Regions from separate parts of the Homo sapiens genome. Here all the other regions are linked to region 2. Evidence: read pairs that join two places in POLR2A ChIA-PET (ENCODE). Cell type or tissue: Caco-2. All regions are shown on one strand.

The links. ChIA-PET counts read pairs that join two places held together with the same protein. Peaks named below come from ENCODE experiments on the same cell type or tissue, not always from the same donor. Only the 100,000 strongest peaks of a DNase experiment are listed, where the experiment ranks them.
Region 1: POLR2A ChIA-PET joins it to region 2 with 7 read pairs; 3 of 35 experiments call an interaction of 5 or more read pairs at or near these places.
Region 3: POLR2A ChIA-PET joins it to region 2 with 5 read pairs; 3 of 35 experiments call an interaction of 5 or more read pairs at or near these places.

What each region holds. Positions count from the first base shown.
Region 1 is chr22:31,649,367-31,651,866 of GRCh38, reverse strand. It overlaps PISD (phosphatidylserine decarboxylase), which reads left to right. Exons shown (of 8, transcript NM_001326411.2): 2 at 1,089-1,168. Among named protein-coding and RNA genes, the nearest start is that of PISD, 12 kb to the left of the region's middle. In Caco-2, no CTCF peak of the experiment used is centred here; a DNase peak (open chromatin) is centred at 1,377.
Region 2 is chr22:31,585,182-31,587,681 of GRCh38, reverse strand. All of the region lies in intron 14 of SFI1 (SFI1 centrin binding protein), which reads right to left. Among named protein-coding and RNA genes, the nearest start is that of MIR7109, 35 kb to the left of the region's middle. In Caco-2, no CTCF peak of the experiment used is centred here; DNase peaks (open chromatin) are centred at 872 and 1,160.
Region 3 is chr22:31,743,486-31,745,985 of GRCh38, reverse strand. All of the region lies in intron 1 of PRR14L (proline rich 14 like), which reads left to right. Among named protein-coding and RNA genes, the nearest start is that of PRR14L, 5.4 kb to the left of the region's middle. In Caco-2, no CTCF peak of the experiment used is centred here; no DNase peak of the experiment used is centred here.

The DNA.
Region 1 (2,500 bases), 64 kb before region 2:
TGCTTTGCTTGCTGGCATAGTCATTTATTGCCACTGGGAATATGTCTTATTTCTTCAGGCAAAGATGAAACAAAGAAGAGAAAGTAACTGAACCAGAATAGTATTTTCCTTTTTTTTTGAGACGGAGTTTTGCTCTTGTTGCCCAGGGTGGAGTGCAATGTCACGATCTCAGCTCATCTCAACCTCTGCCTCCCGGGTTCAAGTGATTCTCCTGCCTCAGCCTCCCAAGTAGCTGGGATTACAGGCATGTGCCACCACACCCAGCTAATTTTGTATTTTTAGTAGAGATGGGGTTTCTCCATGTTGGTCAGGCTGGTCTCGAACTCCCAACCTCAGGTGATCTGCCCGCCTCGGCCTCCCAAAAAAAACCCAAAAAGCCTTTTTATTGGGAAATAGTTTCAGGCTTACAGAAAGTTATAGAAATAGTACATAGAATTCCCAAATACCTTTTACCTAGATTCCTCAAATGTCAGCCCTATTTGCTTTATCATCTTCCATCTCTGTTTATATGTATATGTGTGTGTATACATATACATTCTTTTCCTGAGACACTTGAGAGCAATTTGCCAACTTGATGACCTTTTGCTTTTAAGCCCTTTTCTAGGCTGGGCCTGGTGGCTCATGCCTGTAATCCCAGCACTTTGGGAGGCTGAGGCTGGTGGATCACATGAGATCAGGAGTTTGAGACCAGCCTGGCCAACATGGTGAAAACTCATCTCTACTAAAAATACTAAAGTTAGCCAGGTGTGGTGGCGGGTGCCTGTAATCCCAGCTACTAGGGAGGCTGAGGCAGAAGAATCACTTGAGCCCGGGAGGCAGAGGTTGGAGTGAGCCAAGATTGCGGCACTGCACTCTAGCCTGGGTGACAGAGCAAGTCTCTGTCTCAAGAATGAATGAATGAATTAATAAATAAATAAATATTTCAGTCCTTCCCCTACAAGGACATTTTCTTATCTACAGTACAGTTGTCAAAACCAAGACATTTACATTGCTACAATATTGTTATTGAGTGTTTAAATTTTGCCGATTAATCCAGTAATTTTAATTTTAAGAATAATATTTAATGGTTCATTTTTGCTTGGTTATAGCCTCCATCCCTGTGAGATCACTGCCCTGAGCCAATCCCTACAGCCCTTACGGAAGCTGCCTTTTAGAGCCTTTCGCACAGGTAAGGAGCAATTAGAGATGGTGGTGACCCTCTCTCTGCCTCAGTTTGGTCATCTGTAAATTGGGATAAACATAGGGTTGTTGTTAGAGTTAAATGAGTTAGTATGTGGAAAGTACCTGGCATGCAGTTATCACTGAAGCGTTAGGTTTTCTTTTTCTTTTTTTTTTTTTTTGAGACAGTCTTGCTCTGTCGCCCAGGCTGGAATGCAATGATGCAATCTCGGCTTACTAAACCTCCACCTCCTGGGTTTAAGCAATTCTCATTCTCCAAGTAGCTGGGACACAGATGTGCACCACCACGCCTGGCTAATTTTTATTGTTAATTTTTGTTGTTTTTTTAATATTTCAAAGACTGTGTGCATACTGGCTAATTTGTGTATTTTTAGTAGAGATGAAGTTTTGCTATGATGCCCAGGCTGGTCTCAAACTCCTGGCCTCAAGTGATCTGCCGACCTTGGCCTCCCAAAGTGTTGGCATTACAGGCCTGAGCCACCGTGCCCGGCCTCATTATGTCTTTTTGATTATAGCCATTCCGATGGGTGTGAAGGGGTCTCATTGTGGTTTTGATTTGCATTTCCCTGATTACTAATAATGTTGTATTAGTTTGCTAGGGCTGCTGTAACAAAGCAACACAAACTGGGTTGCTTGAACAGCAGACATTTGCCTCATGATTCTAGGGCTAAATGTCTGAGATCAAGGTGTCAGGGTTGCTTCCTTTGGAGGGCTGTGAGGGAGAATCTGTTCCATGCCTCTTGCCTAGCTTCCAATGTTTTGCTGGCAATCTCTGGCATTCCTTACATATAGAAGCATCACTCCAATCTCTGCCTTCAGCTTCACCTGGTATTCTCCATGTGTGCATGTCTGTTTCTAGATTTTCCCTTTTTATAAGGACACCCATCATATTGGATTTGGACACACCTTGGCAACCTCATTTTATTTTATTTATTTATTTACTTATTTATTTTTTTGAGATGGAGTCTCGCTCTGTCGCCCAGGCTGAGTGCAGTGGTGGGATCTCGGCTCACTGCAAGCTCCGCATCCTGGGTTCATGTCATTCTCCTGCCTCAGCCTCCCGAGTAGCTGGGGCTACAGGCACCCACCACCATGCCTGGCTAATTTTTTGTATTTTTAGTAGAGACGGGGTTTCACCGTGTTAGCCAGGATGGTCCCGATCTCCTGACCTCGTGATCCGCCTGCCTCGGCCTCCCAAAGTCCTGGGATTACAGGCCTGAGCCACCATGCCCAGCCTGCAACCTCATTTTAACTTGATAATCTCTGTAAAGACCCTCTCTCCAGCCAACTAAGGGCACCTTCTAAGGTACTCAGGGTTAGA
Region 2 (2,500 bases):
GGGGGACTGGTTCCAGGGCCCCTCTCAGATACCAAAATCCATGGATACTCAAGTATCTTATATAAAATGGTATAGCAGGCCGGGTGCAGTGGCTCATGCCTGTAATCCCAGCACTTTGGGATGCTGAGGCAGGCAGAGCTTGGGAGTTTGAGACCAGCCTGGGTAACATGGTGGCACCCCACCTCTACAAAAAAAAAAACAAAACACAAACATTAGCTGGGCGTGGTGGCTTGCACCTGTAGTCCCAGCTACTTGGGAGGCTGAGGCAGGAGAATCGCTTGAGCCTGGGGAGAGTGAGGCTGCAGTGAGCCAAGATCATGCCACTGTACTCCAGCCTGGGTGACAAAGTGAAACCTGTCTCAAAAACAAAACAAAACAAATAAATTGGCATCTGCATATAACCTACACAGTCCTCCTGTATGCATCTCTAGATTACTCATAATACCCAATACAATGTCAATGCTATGTACATAGTTGTTATGCTATATTGTTTATATATTGTTTAGGGGCTAATGACAAGAAAAAAAGGTCTGAATATGTTCAGTACAGACACAACTACTCTTTTTTTCCTCTGAATATTTTTTATCCATGGTTGGTTGAATCTATGGATGTGGAACCCACAGATACAGAGGGCTGACTGTATGTTACTTTTTAAAAAGGAAGAAACCCACAAAAAATAATATTTTTATCTTGTCTAAGAATAGAAAGATCTGATGTGCTCCTGGGATACCTATACCAAGAGGTGATATTCAGATTGTTAGCTAAAGGTTTAGGAATGACTAAGCAGTGCTCTTCCCATTTTTCAGACCCGCTATACCTTTGAAAGCAGGCCGTGCTAGATCAGTGTGAGAGATGAAAACGCTGACCCTGGACTGTCCGCCAGTGTTGGGCCCCTGTGTCAAGGGGAGTGCTCGTTTTCCAGGAAGGAAATAAAAGAGACCCTCTGCTCTCCACCTTGAATAAATACAACCTTTCAACTCTGACACTCATAGTCTTTTTCTGAAAGGCTTTCCTGCATTCTGGTGAACTTGTATTACATGAACTTAAGATAACAAGTGGCAATGTCTTTTCAAAGCCAGTAACATAATCCAAAGGCATGTCAAAGAATGCAGTGACTCTAGCATTTCTTAAGTGTAGGAGGCAAGAGTGACGCAAAAAGAGGCCATGCCCTGTAGCATCCAAGCTCTATCGACTTAGATCATCCTTGGAAAAAAACTCTGAAGAAATCAACAGCAGTTCATTTGTTGGTCTGTGCATTAATTCATCCAAATATTAGCACATATCCCATGCCAAGCACTGTGGGCTAAGGAGGCAAAAGGGACAGGCTGTACTCTAAAGGACTTCACAGCCTGTGGGGAAAGAGAAGCCAGTGAACAACTATAAGATGAATGTTCTGATAAAGCTATGCCTCTGGGGTAGGGGTGGAGGTGGACTGGCCTGGGGGAGGAGGTGACATCTGAGCTGGAAGGGAGTGTGAAATAGAGAACTGGAGGTACAAAGAGAAGCAGGAGGGCACAGAGGACCTTTAGGGAACCACTGGCAGCTTAACTGGTCAGAGTGCAGTTGTGAAGGAACAGAGTGGTAACAGGAAAGGGGAGAGAAACAGACAGGGACCAGCTCCCGAAGGAGTTTGTAGGCCTTGCTAAAAATTTGGATTCTATCCCCAAACTATAGGGAACTAGCTAACAGGTGAATCTAAAGATTCACCTGTTAGACTCCAACAGAAGATGGAGGTACGGGTAGGGTGGGCAGCACGAAAATAACTGGGAGGAGTTTGGTTTGTGTCTTCCTCTGTTTCACTGCCAGAGATGACCAAAAAGGGGGCACTTCTCACAATGGCAGATGCCATCAACTGAACCCTTTCCCACTGAGTGTAAATATGGCCTTGAAATCCTTCTCACTTCAACATTCCAGACAGGTACTCCCAATTGGTAGAACGGGCTTGTAAGGTCACACTCATTTGTCACCCTGGTGCTAAAGTATGAGCCCTGGGAGAGCAGGAATTTTATTGACTTTATATCACAGTTGTATCCTCAGTGCTTAGTGCAGTGTCTGAAGAACAGCAGTTGCTCAATAAGTATTTCTTAAATGGAATTGAATCTATCTTTCTCAATCTGCCTTTACTTATTTGTGGTCCTGACCTCACATCCTCCACCCCCGGGAGACATGTGTCTCACACTGTTTAGCACTGGGATGCAGCACTTATGCTCTGCACCTCTCCCTGTACCTCTTGCAGGTCCCACTGGGTGAAGGGCTGGCTAACTCAGAGACTAAATGAATTTGAGTAAAGATGTGAATGGCTGATAAGAGCTCAGTACTTTCAGAGAGAACTTGTATTTTCATAGCAGATAAGAAATGGGAGTTATGCAGACTTTCTGATATTAGAGGTGGGAACTGGAAGAAATGACTTTGAGCTTTTTCAACACCCTCTCTTCCAAAGCAGAACGATAAGACTTCTTGGCATAGGTCTTTTCCAAGAATCTTTCCAAAGCAAATGGGT
Region 3 (2,500 bases), 160 kb before region 2:
GCATTCCAGCCTGGGCCACAGAGACCCTATCTCCAAAAAAAAAAGTTCAACATACAGATAAGTCATTGGTGATCCTATTGTCCAAGGTAACACTGTGATACTTGGCTTATATATATATATATATTTTTTTTTTTTTTTTTTTAAACTGAGTCTCCCTCTCACCCAGGCTGAAGTGCAATGGCGCGATCTCTGCTCGCTGCAACCTCTGCCTCCCAGGTTCAAGCGATTCTCGTGCCTTAGCCTCCCAAGTAGCTGAGATTACAGGCTCCTGCCACCACGCCCAGCTAATTTTTGCATTTTTTAGTAGAGATAGGGTTTCACCATGTTGGCCAGGCTGGTCTTGAACTCCTGACCTCAAGTGATCTACCCGCCTCAGCCTCCCAAAGTGCTGGTATTACAGGCATGAGCCACCACGCCCGGCTGTAGAGATGTATTTCTACATCATCCTTTTAGATTGCTCCATTGCATTCAGGAATTTAAAGAACTTGAATGTCTTCTCAAAATCGGGTTCTGTCACTGCAGTCTTGTGGCATTACCAATATTTTGATAGATGGTGTGAGCTACTGAGCTGAAAATAAGTTTATTTTTATTTTTTATTTTTTATTTTTTGAGACGGAGTCTCGCTCTGTCGCCCAGGCTGGAGTGCAGTGGCACAATCTCCGCTCACTGCAAACTCTGCCTCCCAGGTTCATGCCATTCTCCTGCCTCAGCCTCCCGAGTAGCTGGGACTACAGGCGCCCCTCACCACACCCGGCTAATTTTTTGTATTTTTAGTAGAGACAGGGTTTCACTGTGTTAGCCAGGATGGTCTCGATCTCCTGACCTCGTGATCCGCCTGCCTTGTCCTCCCAAAGTGCTGGGATTACAGGCGTGAGCCAAAGCACCCGGCCATGTTTAACCTGCCACTCTAGGCTTGCATTTAATATCACCTCACCTCTTAGGGTTCCAGCTGTTCTTGGTAACGTATCTGCAATTCTGTTCAGAAATTTGAGGACCCAGAATTAGTCCAGGAGAAAAAGGAGGGGGTGTCTGTTTTGGTTCTCTAGCCAATGTGCCTAGTTGTTTTACAGGTTGAAATTCTTAGAATTTGGTCCAAACAAGAGTATCAAGAGGTGAACCATTTTATGTGATTATCAGTATTCACTGTTTATGATAAAGATCTGTTTAGTAAACCTGTATTTGTGTATGACCGTATGTGGAGCAACATTTGGAACAAATGTTGAGCTAGAACTGTGGGGATGGAAATGAATATGATTTACTAGAAACACTGCAGGGAGTTGAGTCCACAGGCTGCAAGTGCTGATTGAATGGTGAGGGGAAGTCAGATATGGTTATGGCTGGGGATTCAAATCTAAGCTCTAGAATATTGATGGTGCCTTTTCTGAGAAGCAACAGGATTAAGAATCAGCATGTGGCTAGTCACAGTGGCTCACGCTTGTAATTCCAGCACTTTTGGGAGGCTGAGGTGGGAGGATTGCTTGAACCCAGGAGTTTGAGACCAGCCTGGGCAACATAACAAGACATACAAAATTATCTACAAAAATAAAAAAGTAGGCCGGGCATAGTGGCTCACGCCTGTAATCCCAGCACTTTGGGAGACCAAGGCGGACTGATCACCTGAGGTTGGGAGTTTGAGATCAGCCTGACCAACATAGAGAAACCCCATCTCTATTAAAAAATACAAAATTAGCTGGGTGTGGTGGCAAATGCCTGTAATCCCAGCTACTCAGGAGGCTGGGGCGGGAGAATCTCTTGAACCTGGGAGGTGGAGATTGTGGTGAGCTAAGATCGCACTGTTGCACTCCAGCCTGGGCAACAAGAGCGAAACTCCATCCCAAAAAAAAAAAAAAAATTAACCAGGCATGCTGAGGCAGAAGGAGTTCAAGGTTATAGTGAGCTATGATCGCACCACCACACTCCAGCCTGGGCGACACAGCAAGACCCTGTCTTTTTTTTTTTTTTTTTAATGAATGAGCATGTAAGTTTGCTGAGGGCGTCTTATTTATACCTGTTTCTCAAAGCTGTTTGCGTGTAGAAAGACTCAAAGACTCAGTTATTCAATAGATTGAATGAATTCTGTTTTAAACTTGGTAAGTTTTGGGGGTGCCATTCTTGCAAGTGAAATGTAGGTTAGGAATTGAAAGAAAGGTTGGGGTCAAGGTCAGGTTCTTTTTTTTTTTTTTCGAGGCAGGGTCTCACTGTGTCACCCAGTCTGGAGTGCAGTGGCCCCATCTCAGGTCACTGCAGCCTCCGCCTTCCAGGTTCAAGCGATTCTCCTGCCTCAGCCTCCCAAGTAGCTGGGATTACAGGCGTTCGCCAACATGCCCAGCTAATTTTTTGGATTTTTAGTAGAGACAGGGTTTCACCATGTTGGCCATTCTGGTCTGGAACTCCTGACCTCAAGTGATCCACCCACCTTGGCCTCCCAAAGTGCTGAGATTACAGGCTTGAGCCACCGCTCCCGGCCAGGTTCTTTTTTAAAAGAAATCATTTTTTTAAG